5 separate regions of the Homo sapiens genome follow, and regions 2, 3, 4 and 5 are each linked to region 1. Evidence: chromatin loops called from intact Hi-C (ENCODE). Cell type or tissue: heart left ventricle. All regions are shown on one strand. Links, peaks and the distances in the headings refer to the core of each region. The heading gives the core; the rest is flanking DNA. Region 1 holds the start of LOC105377475 (a long non-coding RNA gene). Region 2 overlaps LOC105377476 (a long non-coding RNA gene). Region 3 overlaps LINC02507 (long intergenic non-protein coding RNA 2507). Region 4 overlaps SLC10A7 (solute carrier family 10 member 7). Region 5 has its middle 19 kb from the start of TMEM184C-DT.

The links. Hi-C counts contacts between places; a loop is a spot of excess contacts. Peaks named below come from ENCODE experiments on the same cell type or tissue, not always from the same donor. Only the 100,000 strongest peaks of a DNase experiment are listed, where the experiment ranks them.
Region 2: a loop joins it to region 1, with 10 times the contacts of the local background. A loop is called at or near these places in 88 of 110 quality-filtered maps.
Region 3: a loop joins it to region 1, with 19 times the contacts of the local background. A loop is called at or near these places in 54 of 110 quality-filtered maps.
Region 4: a loop joins it to region 1, with 4 times the contacts of the local background. A loop is called at or near these places in 7 of 110 quality-filtered maps.
Region 5: it touches region 1 in a loop (7-fold over the local background); 54 of 110 quality-filtered maps call a loop at or near these places.

The regions. Positions count from the first base shown.
Region 1 is chr4:147,017,062-147,021,458 of GRCh38, forward strand. It overlaps LOC105377475 (a long non-coding RNA gene), which reads right to left and starts at 3,944. Exons shown (of 5, transcript XR_939315.3): 1 at 3,801-3,944; 2 at 2,809-2,932. In heart left ventricle, for the core only: a CTCF peak has its summit at 2,199 (motif pointing right); a DNase peak (open chromatin) is centred at 2,200.
Region 2 is chr4:147,094,813-147,099,209 of GRCh38, forward strand. It overlaps LOC105377476 (a long non-coding RNA gene), which reads left to right. Exons shown (of 3, transcript XR_939316.3): 3 at 2,009-2,487. Among named protein-coding and RNA genes, the nearest start is that of TTC29, 150 kb to the left of the region's middle. In heart left ventricle, for the core only: a CTCF peak has its summit at 2,406 (motif pointing left); no DNase peak of the experiment used is centred there.
Region 3 is chr4:147,587,911-147,592,307 of GRCh38, forward strand. The region is part of intron 3 of LINC02507 (long intergenic non-protein coding RNA 2507); the gene reads left to right. Among named protein-coding and RNA genes, the nearest start is that of LINC02507, 20 kb to the left of the region's middle. In heart left ventricle, for the core only: a CTCF peak has its summit at 2,562 (motif pointing left); a DNase peak (open chromatin) is centred at 2,556; H3K4me3 peaks cover 282 bases.
Region 4 is chr4:146,340,450-146,344,449 of GRCh38, forward strand. All of the region lies in intron 5 of SLC10A7 (solute carrier family 10 member 7), which reads right to left. Among named protein-coding and RNA genes, the nearest start is that of MIR7849, 66 kb to the right of the region's middle. In heart left ventricle, for the core only: CTCF peaks have their summits at 509 (motif pointing right) and 2,346 (motif pointing right); no DNase peak of the experiment used is centred there.
Region 5 is chr4:147,595,650-147,600,046 of GRCh38, forward strand. No RefSeq gene overlaps it. Among named protein-coding and RNA genes, the nearest start is that of TMEM184C-DT, 19 kb to the right of the region's middle. In heart left ventricle, for the core only: no CTCF peak of the experiment used is centred there; no DNase peak of the experiment used is centred there.

The DNA.
Region 1 (4,397 bases), core at 245-4,244:
GCATAGTGAGTGGCAAAAGGCAGTTATATCTGTTCGCCTGGACCATGGTGAGAACTCAATGGGATAACACATACAAAAGACGATGGAGATTGGGAGCAGAGGCTGAAAGGTGTCAGGGAGGGTGTGGCAGCTGGTCTTAGCCCCATGTCTGTAAGGGACTGATCTGGGAATGCCAAGGCTCAATCTGGACAGCTCTATTTAGGCCTCGTATGTGCAGTGAGTCAGCAGGGAATCACTCAGAAATTGAGAAATGTCCCCATATGTTGGTTTATGGTGTTTTTACGTATTGGGGGCCTTACGGTAAGGTCCTGTGGCTAGAGATGAGATTGCTCCCCATCCAGAGGTAGAAAATGAAAGCTCAAGGGTAAGATTTTAGATAATATGGGATAAATGTCCCTCTGTTTAGGACTGGAGAAAAAAGAAGTTTAGACTCAAAATACAAGAGATATTTGCAAGGATATCCAAGTGCCAGCATTTTAAATTGACCCCTGCAATATGTTGGAAGGAGGGAGCTAAAAGCTCTATGCACTGCACGCTGGGGCTTTAGAAGGGGCTTGAGCCTGAGGACTCCCACAGTAACCATATCTAATAACCAGTATTAAGTCCTCTGAGCATTAATTCATTCTGTTCCCCAAAGCCATCATAAATGTCTCACACATTACAGCTCAATCTTCCCTATCACTATAGGAAAACATGGGAAGCATCTGAGCCTACACTTCAGACAAAGCTGTGCCAGGAGAATAGCCCCTGATGCCTGAAAAGAGTCTCTGGACAGGAAGAGGAGACCTTCAGAAGAGCCCAGTAGCAGCGCAAACCCAAACCAACATGCCATAGATAGACAGGTTTAGGGACAGGAAGAATTTCCCAGGGGTTCCAAGAGATTCATGAAAGGGAAACTGGGGAAGCCACTGGACCTCTGACAGTAATAAGGAAAGGAGACCTAGATTATTGTGGTTTGGATATTCATGGGAGGTGTGATCTTACAACCTGCTGATGTATGGGATATCTGGGTCACATAGGATTGTTGCAAGGTTGAAATGAGATAATGAATAAAAAGTTTTTAGCAAAACATCTGTTTTGTTTTTGAGACAAGGTCTCATTCTATTGCCCAGGCTGGAGGGCAGTGGTGCAATCTCAGCTCACTGAAACCTCTGCCTCCTGGGTTCAACTGATTCCCGTGTCAAGCCTCCTGAGTAGCTGGGATTACAGGCGCCTGCCACCACATCCGGCCAATTTTTGTATTCTTAGTAGAGACAGGGTTTTGCCATGTTGTCCAGGTTGGTCTCAAACTATTGGCCTCAAGTCATCCTCCCACCTTGGCCTCCCAAAGTGCTGAGATTATAGGCATGAACCACCGTGCCTAGCCAACATATGACTTTTTAATAGGATCTCAGGAAATGTCTATTGTAATTGATGTTATTGTTATTGACTATGGGATGGTATGTTAGGGGATTATGTAAGTGTGATGGACCAGAAGGTCATATAAGATATATTCACTAAGCAAATCCTGTAGGTACCCAGGCTTCTGCATATACCAAACAGCACCATTGTATGCACAGACAGACCAAAGCCAGACCCTTCCTTCAGAAAGGACTAGAAAGCCAACTTTCTACTTGTCACTTTCCCAGATATGGACAAGGTTGTAAACACGTGGAAGTATAATTTTTTTAGTGGCAAATTACAAATGCATTCAACAGAGCTGTTTCAGAAAGTCATGAGTCTGTGGGAGCAGGTACCAGCCTTAAATGGTGAATGCATTGAAGCAGTGGTAGCTCTGGGGGAGATGGTCCATTTTTCTTTCATTAGACTCCACCGTAACTTGGTATCTTTGTTTTTCTCCATGGGTTCTTAGGCTCAAAGCCAAAGATAGCCATTTGGCAGAAGCACAGGCCCTAGTGAAACATGTATTGAAAGCAGTCTTCTGTGTTTAAAGACATCTCCCTATACGACAATTGTCCTGGATGTCAGGCACTGTGTTGGAAGGCAAGCTGACACTTGACAGGTGACATAGGCAGTACTAATGGTAGAAATCTGATGAAGCAGAAAACAGAGTGGATTTAAGGAGCTGAGTGAACATCTAGCCAGAAGAAGCCAAGATACAGGGACACCAAGGGCAGAAGATCAGACTCCACATCAGCTTCTCAACATGCTACTCACACTCAATGGTTTACCAACAAGAAGCAGCAGGTGGCAGTGTCCCCCAACATTAGCGAGGCCACAGGTCAGGTGTGGAAGTGGACCAGCTGGGCCAGAAAGTATGAAGCATTCTGATAATACTAATACCTAATATTAATCAAGAAATATTTATCTAGCAGGCTCAACTTTAATGAACTAACTCACTTAACGTCACAACAACTGTATTTAATAGATCATGTCATGATCTCAGGCATGCTTATAGCTTCAGGGTGTTTGCACTTGAAGTTTCCTCTAATCAAAACACCATTTCCCAGGTATATGCATGGCTTACTCCTCATGGCATTCTGACCTTTGGTCAAATGTCATCTCCCCAGTGAACACTGTTCTGATCATGAAAATACTCTACCCCACTGCTTATTCCCTTGCCATCCTTTATTTTTCTGCACAGCTCTTATCTCCCGGAAGAAATGTATGTATTTGTGCATTGCTTATAACCCTTCTAGAACTTAACATTGCACAGTGGAAGGGAACGTTATCTGGTTTGTTGATGGCTATATCCTAGCCCCCAAAATGATACCCTTCCCAAATAATTAGCACAATAAACAGTTGTTGCATGATGAAATATCAATTTATAAAGAAAAAACTGAGTTACAATGAGTTTAAACAAATTACCTGAAGTCTCAAGTCATGCATGCAAAATCAGGCTTGGAATCCAGGCAGTGCGGCCCCGGGACCCCAGTTCTTGCCTGCTATCCATACTGCCTTGTGACTACTTCCTTACGTCATCATCTCAGTCCTGAGACAGAAACAGATCACCTGTGAGCAGGGGAGAAGCACATGGAGCACTGCTCTCTATGAAGGACTGGAAAAGGCCCATATCTGGCTTCCTAGGTCCTCTCTTCCCGCATGAGCCTCTATACATGCTGCTGCTGCTGGGAGGCTGTAGGCTTCTGGCTGGAGGGCAGACCCTGTCTATCTCTCTTTCTCTTGCTGAGCATGAGAGCAGGTAGGTGGGCTAAACCCCTCTGAAAACCTAGATACCAGCAATAGCCATACTGAGAAGAAAGGATGGCAGGACCTCTGTTTGCTACTGCATTTCTAGGCACCAGCCTGGAGTCTGGGGATGCTCTGGTTAAAATGCTTAGCCCCTGGTCCTATTGGCCATACTCAGATCAACCCCTGTGGAGTGTACTCCTGAGCCTCAGGACACAGCGGGCCTTTAGAACTCTCCTGAAGCCTAGGTTTCTCCTTTATTTCTAGTGAACTACCTAGAAAAGTTCGAGTCTATAGGCCTGTGATTTCAAGCTCTGGGTGTGCGCTTGTCTGAGGTATGGAGAAGCTTCCTGAAGAAACACATCAGTCAGTTACACTGGCCATTAAGGAATCTTCGGCACACCCAGCCACTGTAGCCTGAGAGGTAGGAAAGAGACTGAGAGACCGGTGCTGGGTAAGGCACAAAGGTGAGACAGAAAAACTCCACAGATTATGGTTTGTGTGATAAAGAAAGGGGCCAAAGCTCATACTTACATTTAAAACCAGGAACACAGTAGCAGCTGGGTAAAGAATATAATTAAGAATCAAGCAGTGGAAGAGAGGACAGGTATTCTTGACCAGAGCAAGGGCATTCAGGACATAGATGAGAACTAGAGCCCAGAGAGACTTACTGAGCGTGGGGTGTCACCACCATCCCTGTTAAAGCACACACTGTTAGCCTGGCCATGGTGGGAGAGTCATTGAAGAGGCAGAGTCAGCTGAAGGAACACTGAAGTTAAGGAGAGGGGCTCTAATAAACTTAGGAAAAAAAGAAAAAGTAAAGTGAGCATTTCTGGTCTTATTTTCATTTATTTATTTATTTGAAAGAGGGTCTGGCTCTGTTGCCGAGGCTGGAGTGCACACTCCGCCTCCCGGGCTCAAACCATCCTTCCAGCTCAGCCTCCTGAGTAGCTGGGACTACAGGCATGTACCACAGCACCTGGGTAATTTTTGTATTTTTTTTTTTTTTGATAGAGATTTTTTACCATATTGCTCAGGCTGGCCTCAAACTGCTGGGATGAAGAGATACTCACGCCTCCGCCTCCTAAAGTGCTGAGATTACAGGTATGAGCCACTGTGACCAGTCTATTTCTGTTTTTATATCTCCAAAACTCAAAAGACTTTTTACAGATTCTACTCTTCATGGATCACTACATTTCTTCGTTTATTCAACAACTGTATATTCAGAGCCTATTGTGCCAGTTGTTAAAGTAATTTATGGCTGAGGT
Region 2 (4,397 bases), core at 261-4,260, 78 kb after region 1:
TAGCAACAAAAATCTGTGTAAGTATAGTTTGGAGATCAGTAGACTTGACTCTTTTAAACCGGAGAGTCATGCTATGGTATTCTGGTACTCTTTTTCTATGAGAATAAAACTGGCTTTTAATGTTTAAACATTATGTGTAGCTTAACTGTAAACCCATTCAAGAAAGCACCATTCTCTTTAATTATCATTATGAGGGCCTTTATACACATTCATGAATTAACACCAGAAAAGGATAGTGCTATTTTGTAATACTAGTCTTCGTTATATTTTCATATCATTTTTAAATACAAAAATATAATATTAGAGAAAGAAAAAAAACTAATGAGGTCACTTAATTCAAATGAGCCAAGGCAAATAATATTTGAACAGTGATTAATTGGTCTAAAGCTATCACCTTAAACCAAAGAGTTAATAATGATCCAGAACAAATAATGACAGAAATATATATTTATTTAGATATATATATCTGTATATGTGTGTACATACGTGTATATGTGTGTATATACGTGTATATACACACATATACACGTATATATGTATATATACGTGTATATACACACATATACACGTATATACACACATATACACGTATATATATACGTGTATATATACACACATATACACGTATATATATACGTGTATATATACACACATATACACGTATATATATACGTGTATATATACACACATATACACGTATATATATACGTGTATATATACACACATATACACATATACACGTATATATACGTGTATATACACACATATACACGTATATATACGTGTATATACACACATATACACATATGTATATATACGTGTATATACACACATATACACATATGTATATATACGTGTATATACACACATACACATGTGTGTACATACACACAAGTGTATGTACACACATACACACGTGTACATACACACAAGTGTATGTACACACATACACACGTGTGTACATACACACAAGTGCATGCACACACATACACACGTGTGTACATACACACAAGTGCATGCACACACATACACACGTGTGTGTACATACACACAAGTGCATGCACACACATATACACATATATACATACATATACACATGTGTATATACACATGTGTATATACATACATATACACATGTGTATATACACATATGTGTATATAGATACATATACACATATGTGTATATACACATAAGTGCATATACATACATATACACTTATGTGTATATACACATAAGTGTATATATGCGTGTATATACGTATATAAACACATATGTGTATATATGTGTGTGTGTGTATATATATATAGACAGAGAGAGAAAGGGAGAGAGACAGACACAGAGAAAGAGAAAGTGACAGGGAGAAAAAGAGAAGAGGGAAAATGGGAAATGACAAAGAAAAATACTACTTCACATAGCTGATGGGACCCTCAAAATTATCCGAAATGATAATGACATTTTATGTTATACATCCTAGTATTTAACAGAATAACAATAGAGACACATCCTTCTGCAATGTCTGAAATTATTCCTGCAGAAATCCACCCCTCCCCAGTGCAAGGATCCCCATTCTGAGAAACACACAGGAATGGCAACCCATGTGCGAGCCATCTTTCTCATCACATCAATCCCAACTCACACGTGGGTCTGATCACCTTTCTTTCAGACACACAGGGTGAATGAATATTAATTACAATTGTTAAAGCCCTACTATCTTTACAATGAATTCAACTTTCTAGTAATTGAGATATTTGAGTATTTTTAATGAAGACCATTTTGCTAAAATAAAAAAAAAAGTGTGGCAATTTTAAATTAAGTTGACTTAAAATTCATATTATTTGAAGGATTCTGTTGCTAAAGGAATTAAGGACACGAAGACCACTTCCAAACTTGTTGATAATCAGAAGCAGATGGAGGTGCTATTAAAAACTCAGATACCCATGCCCACATCAGAGCTACTAAATCAGAATCTCTGAGGACGGGTTCCTGGAATTTTATTTATTTATTTAGCTTCCAGATTTGGAAATCACTGCTCCAGGATGTTGCAAAATCAAGAGAGATGTTAAATGATTTGAATGAAAACATATTTCAACATCTGGGCAGTTCTCTGTAGCCACAAAGACTAGAAGAGCCGAGGCCACACCATCTCCAAATGCACCAGGTACAAATGTCTGTTATCCAAAAATGCACAGAAATAGAATACTGTGTAGTACACTTTTTAGGTAAATGAATTGAAAAATCATAATTTAATATGCTGTACCTTGTTCCCATTGTACAGAGTGATGTATTTAAATTACTAGCTTTTGCATTTTTACTTTTTAAAATTGGTTGTTGGAAAATTAAATCTGTCTTGCTTATTGGGAGTCAAAGCTGCAACATAAAAGAACAATGTTGCCATCTAGTGGTCAATTGAAGACATTAATGAATCAGACCATTGCGAGAAGTTTCAAGTTGAAGGAAAAGACAGCTCAGGAAATAATGTAAATATATTTCATAAACCTAAGACCTGAAACTACAAATATTCTAGAAGGTAACATTGGAAAAACCCTTCTAGACATTGGCTTAGGCAAGGATTTCATGACCAAGAACCCAAAAGCAAATGCTATAAAAACAAAGATAAATAGCTCTAATTAAAGAGCTTTTGCACAGCAAAAGGAACAGTCAGCAGAGTAAACAGACGACCCACAGAGTGGGAGAAAATCTTCACAATCTATACATCTGACAAAGGACTAACATCCAGAATCTACAACGAACTCAAACAAATCACTAAGAAAAAAACAAACAATCTCATCAAAAAGTGAGCTAAGGACATGAATAGACAATTCTCAAAAGAAGATATACAAATGGCCAACAAACATGTGGGAAAATGCCAACATCACTAATGATCAGGGAAATGCAAATCAAAACCACAGTGTGATACCACCTCACTCTTGCAAGAATGGCCATAATCAAAGAATCAAGAAACAGTAGATGTCAGTGTGGATGCAGACATCAGGGAACACTTCTACACTGCTGGTGGGAATGTAAACTAGTACAGCCACTGTGGAAAACAGTGTGCAGATTCCTTAAAGAACGAAAAGTAGAACTGCCATTTGATCCAACAATCCCACTACTGGGTATCCACCCAGAGAAAAAGAAGTCATTATTTAAAAGGTACTTGCACACGCATGTTTATAGCAGCACAATTCACAACTGGAAAATTGTGGAAACAACCCAAATGTCCATCAATCAATGAGTGGATAAAGAAACTGTGATATATATATATATATATGATGGAATACTAAGCAGCCATAAAAAGGAATGAATTAACCGCATTTTCAGTGACCTGGATGAGATTGGAGACTATTATTCTAAGTGAAGTAACTCAGGAATGGAAAACCAAACATCTACGTTCTCACTGACATGTGGGAGCTAAGCTATGAAGCTGCAAAGGCATAAGAATGATACAGTGGACTTTGGGGACTTGGGGGGAAGAGTGGGAGGGGGGCGAGAGATAAAAGACTACAAATATGGTGCAGTGTATACTGCTCAGGTGATGGGTGCACCAAAATCTCACAAATCACCACTAAAGAACTTACTCATGTAACCAAATACCACCTGTACCCCAATAACTTATGGAAAAATAAAAAAATTCAATAAATAAATAATAAAATAATTGCTTATACCATTTCCTTGATGATGCTAGGAAATTTTACCAGTTTAACTCCATTTACCACCAACTCATCTTTTGTATTATTGTCATGCATTTTGAACTTCATAGATATTTTTATTCTCAAAATAAATTGTTTTTGCACAGTCATTAAAAAAATTTAGTAAAAAAAATTCTATTATTGAGGGGATTTCTCCCAACTACAGATGCTACTACCACCAGACCCCCTTAATCTTCATGCTAGTTTCTAGCTCTAAAATCAAAGTATTGGTCAGTTGACAACAAGGTTGTGTTTCATTTGACTCTAACAATAGTATGACAAATCCTCTCATGTTTGTGTATTTGTGAAGGTTCTAAGGTAGATGTTAATACCGGGAGTTTCTCAAATCATCAGTGATACCACCCTTTGAAGCTATGGCTGGGCTACTAGTTTCTTCCAATTACTCAAGCTGCCAAGGAAGCTGTGAGCCTTTGAAAGGGAGATTTCAGCCCCTTCCCCACTTCTGACATCTTAGGGGGTCACATTGCTGCTCCAAGTATTCTCTCTAGAAGCCATCCTAGACTGAGCCTGCCTATGTTCCAAGGACTCAGCTGTGTGAGGGAGTTGGCCTCCCAAATCATCTGGATGAGGAAGACTTTCATGTCTGCACATGCACACTTGACCATAGATATTAGTGCACATATGATCAGCAAGTAAGGAAAGGAATAAATCAAAGAGGTATATTATAAGTAATTTTAGTCATTTTAATT
Region 3 (4,397 bases), core at 319-4,318, 570 kb after region 1:
AAAAACTCTATGTTATTGGTGCCTAGCTAAGGGAAGTTGACTATTTTCAGCTTCCTACAGTATCAAATTTTATTTAACAATTCATTTTTGAAGTGAATAGAAGCGCAAAACCTGAAATACCTTCATAGAACCATGCCTTAGTGACCTATTCCAAAACAGACTTAAAACATTCACAGGCGTATGCACAACTGATAAACATAAATATACATATGAATATATACTATACATAAGATAAATAATAAATTAAACATAAATGTAGTGATAAATAAATATGCATACGGATATTAATTAAATATACAAAATATTTAAATGCCAACTCTACCCACCTGAATTTTACTTTTAATTTCAGAGCCTTGATTCCAATGCTAATTTCATTAAGCATGTCTATAACTGGGTTGCAAGAATGGTATATGCTGAACGGTAAATGCTGTACAAATTAACTTAAACACGTTTTGCATTACATTCTCATAGAGGTATTTAATATGGGTAAACTGGTGTTTTGTGTGTGTGTGTGTGTGTGTTCCAGTTAATGAAGAAAGGAGGAAGGAAAGTATCACACATTGAATACCTATTGTACGCCAAGGGCTGAACACGTTACTATTTAAATGCTCTCAACATCTCCGAGCTAAATATTTTAATCCCCATTTACAGAAAAATAAAAATAAAAAACTAGGCTAGAGAATATAAACAGCAGAATGCTGGCATACCATTGGCAAGTGGAGAAAATGCATTTAGAATTAGCTGATCAATGGGTGGAGAAAAAAGCCAAAGGCCACACCCATGTGTTTAGAAAATGAAATGAAAGTCTCTTCCCAGAGAGAATCTTTTTTTCCCCAAAAAACCTGATGCTATCATTTCCCTTAATTTTTCATTAACCTCAATAATTCTTTGCCATATTTTTCCAAAAATGAAACAGGACTATTACCTCCCAATGTGGGAAAATAAAATGTTCTATGAATTTTTATCTTGTTATTTATACAACAAGCCTTTGGAAACCAGTTAAGTGCTTGAACCAGTTAAGTATTTGGGTGGGACATTTAAAAATAAATCAAGCTAAATAAAGAAGTGTTAAAGTTCATAGAGCAAAGAAAAAGTTATAATCCTTAGCTGAAAGATACTAGGAGACATAGCCATCTATGGGGGTTAAAGATTTAAATTTAAAAATAATAATAATAAAGAGAAGCTCCTTCAAATAAATGCAGGAGGAAATTGAGAATCAACATCAGGACAGCTCATTTGACCTTACGGATATATTTTACTGGTGACTTTCTGGTTTTCAAAACTGTTTCTGATTTTTTTAACTTGTTAATGGCTCCAATTTGCCAGCATATTTCCCAGTTCCCCTGTATTCCACTCAGTAAATCTTGTTCATTTTCAGCTTTTATTTTCTTGTTCAGTCCCTAATAACGGACAATTTGTAAGGAAGCAAACTAAAACACTTGGATTAAATAATGCATTTTTTTTCATTATGCTGATGGGTTCATTTTCAAAACAAATGTAAGCTTCATAATTTACTGATATTTCGTGATTTTTACCTTATTTCTGTGAGGATTTCTTTCTCATGGACTTCTGTCTTTGCCATTGACAAAACTCCTAATAATACCACCCAAATCCTAAAAGGGGTTAAACTTCAAGTGACTGATGTTCTGAAAGTGACATGATCAAAAAATAGTCTCATCCAGAAATTTAGATTTGTGACTTAAGTTATCAGAAGAGTTTCCAAAACTCCAAACAGCCTGCATTAATTCTGGCTTTTTTGGTTTTCTGTTAGTCTGCCTCTGTTTTTATACTAAAAGGGTATACAGAAATTTGTGTGCATTGCTCATCCTGAGTTGAATTCCTATGAAGTAGAGCTGAGTACAGAAATGTCTTTCACTTCAAAGGGCATACTGTGGGGTGCAAAGAAAGGCAGGCTTGGGTCCTTCCAGCCAAACATTGCCCTCTGGCACTCATGCTCAACTCCCCAGGGATACAAGAGGGCAATCTCCGGCCCTTGTAGCTCTAGGTAACATTTCCCACAACCCCTGACTCATAAATATTGACATTTGGGAAAAATAAGACCAAAAAAGAAAAAAGGGCTTTTTCAAAACAAAAAAAAAACTGTTTTTAAGATGAAGTGTTTATATATTTTCTAAAGCCTGGTTTATACCTAAGCTATCACTATAATTTTTAAATAAAATATACCTCATCTTGGGATTTTAAAAAAATAGTATTATCCATCAACCACTAGAGAATATAGGAAAGAAAACTTTCAGCACGGTTTTTATTTATTTATTTTATATTTTTCCATCCGGAAAATAACAGGACTGAGTTGAAAGCAATTTTTTCTAAAAGTAGCAATAGCAACATTCTCAGATAAAATCTTTTTTGCTGAATATCAACGTTTAAATTATAGTGAATTTGAAGTTATTTATTTTCAGCAAAAGCTTTTCTTTTTCCTTTTAAATATTTGTCTCCACCCCTCTTTGCTTCAAAAAACAGAAATGATGTGACAACTGAGACCTTCGAGAATTCCTTAGACCCCAGCCTGTTTTCATTGTGGAACTACAGCGCGACCTGGTGGTAGTTGCTGTTTTTAGCATGGTTTATGAATAAATGGTCAAAGTTTCAAAACCAAAACAAAGGAAAGCCTTGTGTTTAGACTTTTAGAAAATATAGTATCAGGAAAGAAAACAGTGGGATGGCTCTCTTAGAATCATAATTACAGATAGAACTTTTTTTAAGTTTTTTAACTATAATATACTTTTTTTTCCCTTAGGGTGTCGCTCTGTTGCCCAGGCTGGAGTGCAGTGGCGTGATATGAGCTCACACCGCAACCTCCGCTTTCTGGCTCAAGCCATCCTCCAGCCTCAGTTCCCGAGTAGCTGGGACCACAGGCACGAGGCACCACACCCACTTCTTTTTTATTTTTTCTTTTGTATTTTTTTGTAGAGATAGGGTTTCACCATGTTGCCCAGGCTGGTCTCCAACTTCTGAACTCAAAGAGATCCGCCCACCTCGGCCTCCCAAAGACCTAGGATTACAGGCGTGAGCCACTGCGCCTGACCAAATATATCTTTTAAGAATAAATAATCTAGTAAGGTTATTGATGAGTCATTATATCACCTGATACAATTTTTAACATTCATATATTTTCAGGAATATGAATTTTCAGTCATATTTCCTCTTTTTAACTACTTTTACAGTTCTCTAAACAATGCTTCAAAAACATTAACAGAAAAAAATATTTAATCAGTGATACAAGAGAAGACTGTTTTATATGCTTTTCTTTGACAACTAGCAGCACATTGATGCAAGAGTTTATAGACAAAATGGTGATTCATAGTAACTGTAATCTTCTCTGTGTTTATTGTACTTTACACCCATCTTATCTAATCCTCTCAACCACCCTGTTAAATTCAGAATCAGTATCTCCATTCTACAGATTAGAAAACTGAGGCTTCAGGATATGAAATAACTTGTTCAAGGTCACTCCTCTGGTGAGTGACAGAATGGACTCAACCCTGGGCCTGCCTGCTCCAATGCCTAGGCATAGGGTCAGGCTGGTGATAGGCCCTTTTTAAAGATTGGCTGATTCAATGAGCAAATGCATCTACTGTGAGAATATTAAAGGTAAGCCTGGACTGGATCCAAAGTCTTCTGACTTGATAACCAGTAAATCTTCCAGTAAAGTTTAGACATATTTTGAACTTTCTCTTGTTTCTGCCTGCAGTTGCACTCTCCTGAGCCTGCTAAGTCCCCACTATTTTCTACAAAAGAACAAAGAAAAAATACCAGGCGAGAGTGACCCATAGCCTGAGCCCCAGGCTGTTTTACCCACGAGGCCCTAGCAGGGGATCTTTTCCACTTTTGTGCCATAGATCCCTTTGGAAGCCTAAGTGAAGCTCCTGGAACTTTTTTAAAATGCCCCACAAAGAAAGCCAACTATTTTAAAATAAAATTTTCAAAAAACTTTTAAAAACTCGGCCGGGCGCAGTAGCTCACGACTGTAATCCCAGCACTCTGGGAGGCTGAGGTGGATGGATCACTGAGGTCAGGAATTTGAGACCAGCCTGGCCAACATGGTGAAAACCCATCTCTACTAAACACACACACACACACACACACACACAAAATTAGCTGGGTGTGGTGGCACACGCCTGTGATCCCAGCTACTTGGGAGGCTGAGGCAGGAGAATCTCTTGAGCCCAGGAGGCGGATGTTGTGGTGAGCTGAGATTGCACCACTGCACTCCAGCCTGGGTAACAGAGCAAGAGTCATCTCAAAAAAAAAAAAAAACTTTAAAATACTAATTTGTAAATATGTGCTTATTTATTAATGCATTTAATAACAAGATTTAATAACAATGTCACAACTATATATTCAAAGTAGCAATTAGTATAAATGATGTTTTGGGA
Region 4 (4,000 bases), core at 1-4,000, 680 kb before region 1:
ATGCAAAGGCTCTAGCACAAAACAAAAAACAAAATATATATATACACATATACATATATATGTGTGTGTGTGTATATATATATATGGAGAGAGAGAGAGAGAGAGAGAGAGAGTGATTAGACTTTTAGACTTTTAACCTGGACATTTCTATGGTGAATTATTAAAAACAGTACTGAGTCATTTTTAGTTACATAGGTATATACAGCTAATTTTCCTTAATGTTTCAGTAGAGACTTATCCCAATAAAATTACTTCTAGACCTTAGCCATTGGGTGTTGTTACTAAGGAATTTTTAATAAGAAATAGCCAAGACTTTATATTAGAAATGGATGTACATATATTCATATCAGACATTTATTTTTAAATATCTTCTGCTAATCATTTCAATATCTTCAGAATTTAAAAGTGCCAGAGAGCAAGAAGCAATCATCTGGTAAATCACATCAATGGATTTACCTAAGTCTTTAAGGAAATTGAAAATCTATGTTAACATAATTTTTCTAGTTCCCCAGTAGAGGGCAACTTCTACACACTTTGACAGTTTAAAAAAAAATCTATGCACAGCACATTAGTATGAATCACTGCATGTTTAAAATAAAACAATATAACTTATGCTTATGAATGGATTTTCACTAACAGTAGCTTATAAAATGTCATGGAATTTTAAATTAGTAGTTAGGAATTGAATATATGTAATGAGTAATTAGCATTTTATGATTAATATAAGTATAATTGCAGGAACTTTAAAAGTAGCAACCATTAGGTCACTAAGATAGAATTATCAGGAATTTAAATAAAAGAGGGAAATGATCACAGTATTGTTCTTTAGTAACCATTTGGATTGAATTTCAATATAACTGAGTTCCAAATATAGCTAATATGTTGCATAAAATATTTTATTAAGAATAGGCAAAACCAAACCCCCCCAAAACCAAAAATGGCCATACACAAACATTTGAAAGTATAATTTAGAGTTTTTGATATTCTGTATTTTGAACTAACTTGAATCAGTGTTAGTGTTTTAATAACATCAGACATAAGAATGTAACCATGCACACATATGTTTATACATAAATAGGATAAAATTTCACCATAATACATCTCATTATTACATAGTATTCTATATAGTAGTTGGACACAATATAATATGTCCTCATTCATTCATTCAATGCTAATTTACTGAGCACTTATTATGTGCCAGATACAATTCCAGAAGTCAAGGATACAGTGTGACAAAAGTTCTCTGCCTTCTTGGGGCTTACATGTTCTATTAAAAAGTAATGTATGGTAAAGCCTTCTAAAAAGACAAATCTATGAGATGGATGCTAACCTTATAACACTAGTTTTTTATTTAAAAATTTGGCTTTGTTTTTAATACAGAAAATATTATAAGGAACAATGAAATGGTTCATAATCTTAAAACACAAATAACCCTTGTCGGCCTTAAACAAAGTTATACATGAATCTCATTAGAAAATTTTTAGTTGTATAGAAAAGTACAAAGAAAAATTGAAAATTTCTAGCTCCCTCTCAACTCAGAAACATTAGCAATTTCTTGTAATTCCTTACAGAAAAAAAACAGTATCCACCCATTCCTCTACCCACCTACTCATCCATCTAGCCTAGCGTTCTTAACTTATTCAAATTTATACAGTTTTCTTAAGATAATCATACTATACACAGTATTCTGTACATAGCTTTATCTTTTCCCACTTCTCTATATTTCCTGGAGCTCTTTCCATAAAAGAATATATAAGCACACCTCATTCTTTTATTTGACTGATTTTATTTTTTAATGTAGAAGTATTTTATCTATCTCTAAATATCTCACAATTCTAGTTTAAAAAGTGATTATACAGTTTTATCTGAAATTTATAAGAGCTGTTGTAGATAGTGTTAAAAGTATAAAGACTTAGAAATCATGACCTCCAAGAGGAAGCCTAAAAAATTACTTTTAATTTATTAGAGAACAGCAAATACAAGAAAAAAATAAGAAGAAATAAATATCTGTTTTGGACAAAAACCTTACCAATAGTTCTATTAGATCACACACAACGTAACAATCTTTTAAGAATGTCTTTATATGTGAATTAGAAATACTAGTGAATTTTTTTACCAGTAAATTTTAATAATAGTACTATTATTAAAATTTACAATCATCATTTTTTAGAGTTTCACTTAAATTTTTCAATAAAGCATGCAATAATTACTTTAGAGCATTCTATTTATAATACTACTTAAACCATATATTTGCTTCAGGGCCATATTTGATATTCAAATGTGATAAGAATTCTTAAATTTATAAAAATATTATGCAAAATAAAATACAGGGCACTAGGTGGTGCTGTGGGACCTTCCAGATAAACTAACACTGCAAAGGTATGCATTTGACAAATTAGTTGTGTGGTTGATTCTATATATTTAAATATACATTAAATATTTTTTATAGATAAAACAATGCACATAAATAAGAAGAGTAATATAATGAAAAAGCAAAGTTTTGATGGATGACCTCTTTGAGGAAGATACAACCCCGTTTCATAATCTCATACCCTAACTCCTGTGTTAAGCTATTAAAAAATCTTTATATAATAAATGTCATTTTTGAGGCATGCTTGTCAATCAACTATTATTTTCATTTACCTTTAAAGTTATTTTTTCATATGACCAAGAATTTAAAAGATGAATAATTATACATCCTTGTCAAACAATTTTCTATTAGGTGATTTCTTACAACACAGTACTGTAATCTTCTTGGGTTCTGTTTTTCTATTTTCCCCAGACATGACTGCTTGCTATAGAGCTACTAATTCAAATACTGACAGCCACCAGACTGGCAAGGTGAATGTGCAGATTGGGCCACAAGTAAAATAATAGGAAGTGAGGGCAACTTAGGAAACCCAGAATATAGAAAGCACATCTGTGGTCTGCATGTGGCCTGTGGGCCACTCATCTGTGACCTCTTAAGTCCAACATGTTCCTAACCATTTATCTATGAGTGACACATCTCAAAGATAACCTACAAATTTCAGTTCAAATGAAGGAGTGTAAATGCTTCTCAATTGTCCTTCTACAATGTTTAATCACTTATGTATGTCCTTCCTTAAAGAACAGAAAATATTAATGATGTGGGAGATAAACTAGTGGTCAAGAGCATTACTCGTCCATGATGAGCTACTGATTTAAAGAGAAGTACAGATTTAGTAGTCTTTTTATGGGCATGGTCTTCCTCTTCCCTGCAGGCACTTTCATGATTGTGAAGTACAATAATAAAGTACTTAATATTGAATTGATAGAAATATATGTTTAACATCAATAAAAAAAGGATAGAATTTATTCCCACTAGTAGTGATGGTGGAACTTAATATTACAGGTACAAGGTAAGAATGAAAATGAATTTTTAACAAATTCAACAAAACTCATCTAAAGGAATTTTTTAAACAAATTCAACAAAACTCATCTAAAGGAATGTTGTTCTTCGAGTCTGTCAATCAGAGAAGCAAAACTCATTTTTAAATGATGCATCATTCCAAATGTTTTTAGCTGCCCTCAGAAAGCGTTTGTGTGCTACATAAGAAAATAAGATAAAATCATGTCATTTCTGACCCGGAAGAGACCACAGAGATTAACAATCTCCCATTACTTTAGCTTCACCTCACAAATCAGTTCTTGAAAGATAAACACAGTTAAGTTGCAGTATCTAAGTGGGTCTTTGTTACAGAAAATGAAGTGACCGGATGCTCACGGGAAGCTATGCAGAAATCACAGTTTACTTTGAATGGAGACTATGCCTTACACCAGTAACCAATGCAAAAATATCACGTTTCAAGAATTTTCAATGTTGTCTAAACACTCACAGGAATCTCTACCAACACTACAAATCATTTGGAATTTTTAGAGGGTTTAATTGGTTCAAACAGATACACGGAAGAAGCGGTGAAAAGCAGAACTAGGTTAGAGCCACGCTGCCTGAATTCTTTTCATTTCACTTGTAGACTAC
Region 5 (4,397 bases), core at 138-4,137, 580 kb after region 1:
CAACACTTATACATGAAAAAATAACTCATGACACAAGAGAGTAAGGGAAATGTGTGACAGGCAGCTCAGAGAAGAATCCCTATGGAGTTCAGAAGAGAGATAAGGGTCAACTGGGAATATTAGAGAAATCTCATGGGTGGCTGGACTTAGGCTGAGCCGGAGTGAATGAGTTAGATTCAAATGGGAGACTCAGGGAAAGGAGAGAGTTGTGAGTGAGAAGGATGAGTAGGCACCGTGCAGAAGCAGCACTGGGCATGTTTACTGTGACTGTAAACAGAAAGATGGCCTGAGGACAGGATAGCAGGAACCAGGCCATATTATAGAGGCCTGGGGATGCCAAGAGCTATGGTTTGAATATGTGTCCCCTCCAAAACTCATATTGAAATTTAATCCATTGTGGCAGGATTGAGAGGTGGGGCCTTAGGGAGGTGATTAGATCATGAGGGCTCCATCCTTATCAAGGAATTAATCCGTTCATGGATTAAGGGGTGAATGGAGTAATGGGTTATCACAGGAGTGGACTCCTGACTTTATAAGAAGAGAAAGACCTGAGCTAGCACATTCAGCCCCTTGCCAAGTAATGCCCTGCACCACCTTGAGACTCTGCAGAGAGTCTTCATCAGCAAGAAGGCCCTCACCATATGCAGTCCCTTGACCCTGAACTTCTGAGCTTCTATAACTGTAAGAAATACGTTCTTTTTCTTTATAAATTATTCAGTTTCAGTTATTCTGTTATAAACATAAGATTATTGATTAAGACACCAGGTAAAAAATATGGAGTTCATCTGAATATATATGTGGAGCAAATGCAGGCTGTGAAAGTAGAAAATTGACATGATCAGAATAAGATTTTATCAGATTCATCCGGCAGTAGAGGGCAGGATTGCTTGAAGTAAAGAGAATAGTTAGTAGACTCCTGACAGGCTATGCCTATGGTAATAAAGATCTAACCCAGAATAATGAACAGGAAGGTGTAAACTACATTACAAAGCAAGAGTTGTCAAATCTGAGTCACTGATGGGTCAGAGAGGAGAAAGAATAAAGAAAGCTCCTTTACTGTACCTGGATAATGGGGAAAATGGAAACATGAACAAGAAACTAGAAAGTTGTACATAAGAAAATGACTAAAATAACTCAATATATCATCATTTCCCTAAAAATTATACATTGGGAAGATTTTTCTGAATGATGTGGAATTATGGATGTGTTCCCCCTTGGTGGACAAAAGTAACTCAAACCTTTCGGTGAGGAGCTATCTCTCCTCCACTCTCCTCAGCCCTCTCCATGACCTTATAGAACTAAAGCCAATAGTTACTGAGTGTAGAAGATATCTGCTGTTTCTGCCTGCTAAACATCCCCTCCCCCTGCACCTGGAAACACCATTTGTATTTCTTGTAGAGATTGCATTCCATGCAGCACAGGTGCAGTTGGACCCATTCTACCCCGCCCCCATCAATCTCCTCCTACCCCTTGTCCAGCTACAAAAAAGGGCACATAGCCCAGACCTGGCCAATTTGTTTACCCCATGCCATGTGCATAGCACAGTGATTCAGAAAGAGGTATGTGGCTGGAGCCAAGCCAATCACTATCCATGAAATTATTCTAGAGAAGTAACAGGAAGCACTTCTTTCTGCAACAATTAAAGTCCATATTAGGAGGTAGGAGCTCAAAATTAACACTGAAAGATTACAGAATGAGATGCAGACTAGGAAAGGGCCTGGCTAAAACTGGAGAAGAGAAACTCTCTCAGGCCTGCCTCTCTGTAGACCAGTCTGTTCCACTGTAGGAAACCTAACTGCTGACAATCCCCAATTTGTTGTCGGTGTCAGGGAAATCTGAGACAACACGTGTACCCAGCCACACTATGAACCCCTAGACCCAGCCACATCTGAACTTGGCTGAGCTTCTGAACTTTCCAACTACGTCAACAAATTTTTTTTCTTTAAGGAAATAAAATTAAATTTGGATCACTTGCTACCAAAAAAAAATGTTTAATGTAGCTAGCTTTACTAGCTTGTTATCAAAATGTGTTCTGCTTGTGCCCACAGCTCAATCTTAAAAATCACATTCCTGAAGTTCTTCCTTCCTTGACCACCCCAAGTATGTTACTCCTCCCCTCTCTCTGCCTTCCATGCCTAGTTTGTTTGCAGTTACCTTGAGGAACTTGTAAAAGGTTGCTCTAGTTGCACACCCTCCTATGTGAGGCCAATAACAAAGGAAGATCTCCAAAACACCTTCCAAAAAAGCAAAGCCACAAATGGCCAAGCCCAGATGACAATCACAGTCCCAGCTAATATCTTTATTGCATCCGAGTAAATACCTGGCAGAGAAGCCAGCCATGCCGTGCCCCAACATCTGACCTACAGAAACTGTTAGATAATAAATATGGGTTACTTTAATCCATTAAGTTTCTGGTAATTTGTGACTTAGCAATAGAAAACTTATAGAGGACAGATGCAACAACTTGTCCCTCACCTCGGAAGGGATATTTTCACACGCCCAAAATGAGTAGGCCCTTAGAAAATTGGAATGGAGACAAATTGGCAGATTCCAGTGAAGTTGGGGACCTGAACCTCTAAATTTGGTTGAGCCTTCTTTGTCAAGAGAAGCAGCTCTTCCAACTGTGTTTAAGGAAGTTAGTACACCTTGGTCTGAAGAACTTTCCTGGTATACTGCGGAGGAAGGTATCAAGCCTTAGGAAGATTGGACTTGGAGCTCCATCCTCAAACACAAATACAAAAGCCTTTAAAGAGACTATTGAACCAGCTATTCCAAACACATCAGGTTAAATAACTGTTAAAATAAAATAAAACAAAATAAAAAATGGTGTGAGTGTGTGTGTGCGCGTGAGCGTGCATGCACATGCACACATTTCCTGGTGATTCTGCTTCTCTGGCTCAATCTATAGTGGTAAAGTTGAGGACATTGTCACTAATCCATGTTCAAAGTGCATCCACCTTACCCCAAGGCTTGATGTTCTCATAATGTACCTTCCTTAAAGTGTCATTTTCTACCTGCCTGGGAAAGGCACAAGTCACATCTATCTTTCTCAATTTGGTTCAAGAATTTCAGGACATATTAGGCAATTTTAATAAAATCACTATGAGTTATCATCAATCTGTCCTTTATATATACAAAGAATGTTGACCGGGCACGGTGGCTCATGTCTGTAATCCCAGCACTTTGGGAGGCCAAGGTGGGTGGATCACGAGGTCAGGAGTTCAAGACCAGCCTGGCCAAGATGGTGAAACCCCGTCTCTACTAAAAATACAAAAAAATTAGCCGGGCATGGTGGCGGGCACCGGTAATCCCAGCTACTTGGGAGTTTGAGGCAGAGAATTGCTTGAACCCGGGAGGCAGAGGTTGCAGTGAGCCGAGATCACACCACTGCACTCCAGCCTGGGAGACAGAGCGAGACTCTATCTCAAAAAAAAAAATGTTGCAAGAAAATCTAAAATTTGTTTCCTTTAAAAACATTGTATAAAGTCAAGTGCAGTGGCATGCACCCGTAGTCCCAACTACTTTGGAGGCTGAGGTGGGAGGATCTCATGAGCCCAGAAGTTCAAGGCCAGCCTGGGAAACATAGCAAGCCCTGTCTCAAAAAGATTATTATCACTATTATTATTATATATTTTCTCAAAGTGTTGCCTTGATGTTTCCCTTTATTTTGTGTCCTTTTGTTTAAGAATGCAAAATATCTAAGATTGCAAAATATCTAAGATTGCTATCATTTCGGCTTGTGAAAGAAACACAAACTAGCTATAGCAGTTAGGGTTAAATCAGAGAAGCAAAGCCACTAGATTATTATGGGAATAAAAGATTTATTATAGGAATTTAGATCTCACACAAATGTGAGAGCAGCTGAGAAAGTGAAAGTCAGAGAATTTAAGAAAGAGTCATAAATGAATCCTCTGAAAGCACTGGCATGAGTAGGTAAACTGGAGCTTTCAGGGAAATCTGCGACACCAGATATACCCAGCCACTTTAGTGAGATTGCAAAGCGGGAGCTCTCAGAGAGGTCTACGGGAAGATGTTCCCTCTGTGTAGCTACCACCTCTATGGGTTTGCAGCCAAGCATCTGGGTAAGGGGGAGGAGGGAGTAGGTCTGCTTTTGGTGAGTTGGGCTGGCAATCAGGAAGCCGAGCTGGACAGTGTGGAGGAGAGGAAGAACAAGTGTGGACCCAGACACCTCTGTGTCTATCTATCTGACCATGAGACCTTCCAAGAATAATGGTCGTTGCTTCTTTTCCACCTTCCAAATCTCGTGCATCTTCCTCTATGGCCAACTCTAACCCAGAACCATGCATGGAATGTAATTCCCAGCTTAACCCACCTACCATGGTGTAATCCAGCACAATGACTAAGCAAAAGATGAATTTGTTATTAGAGTCCTGGGG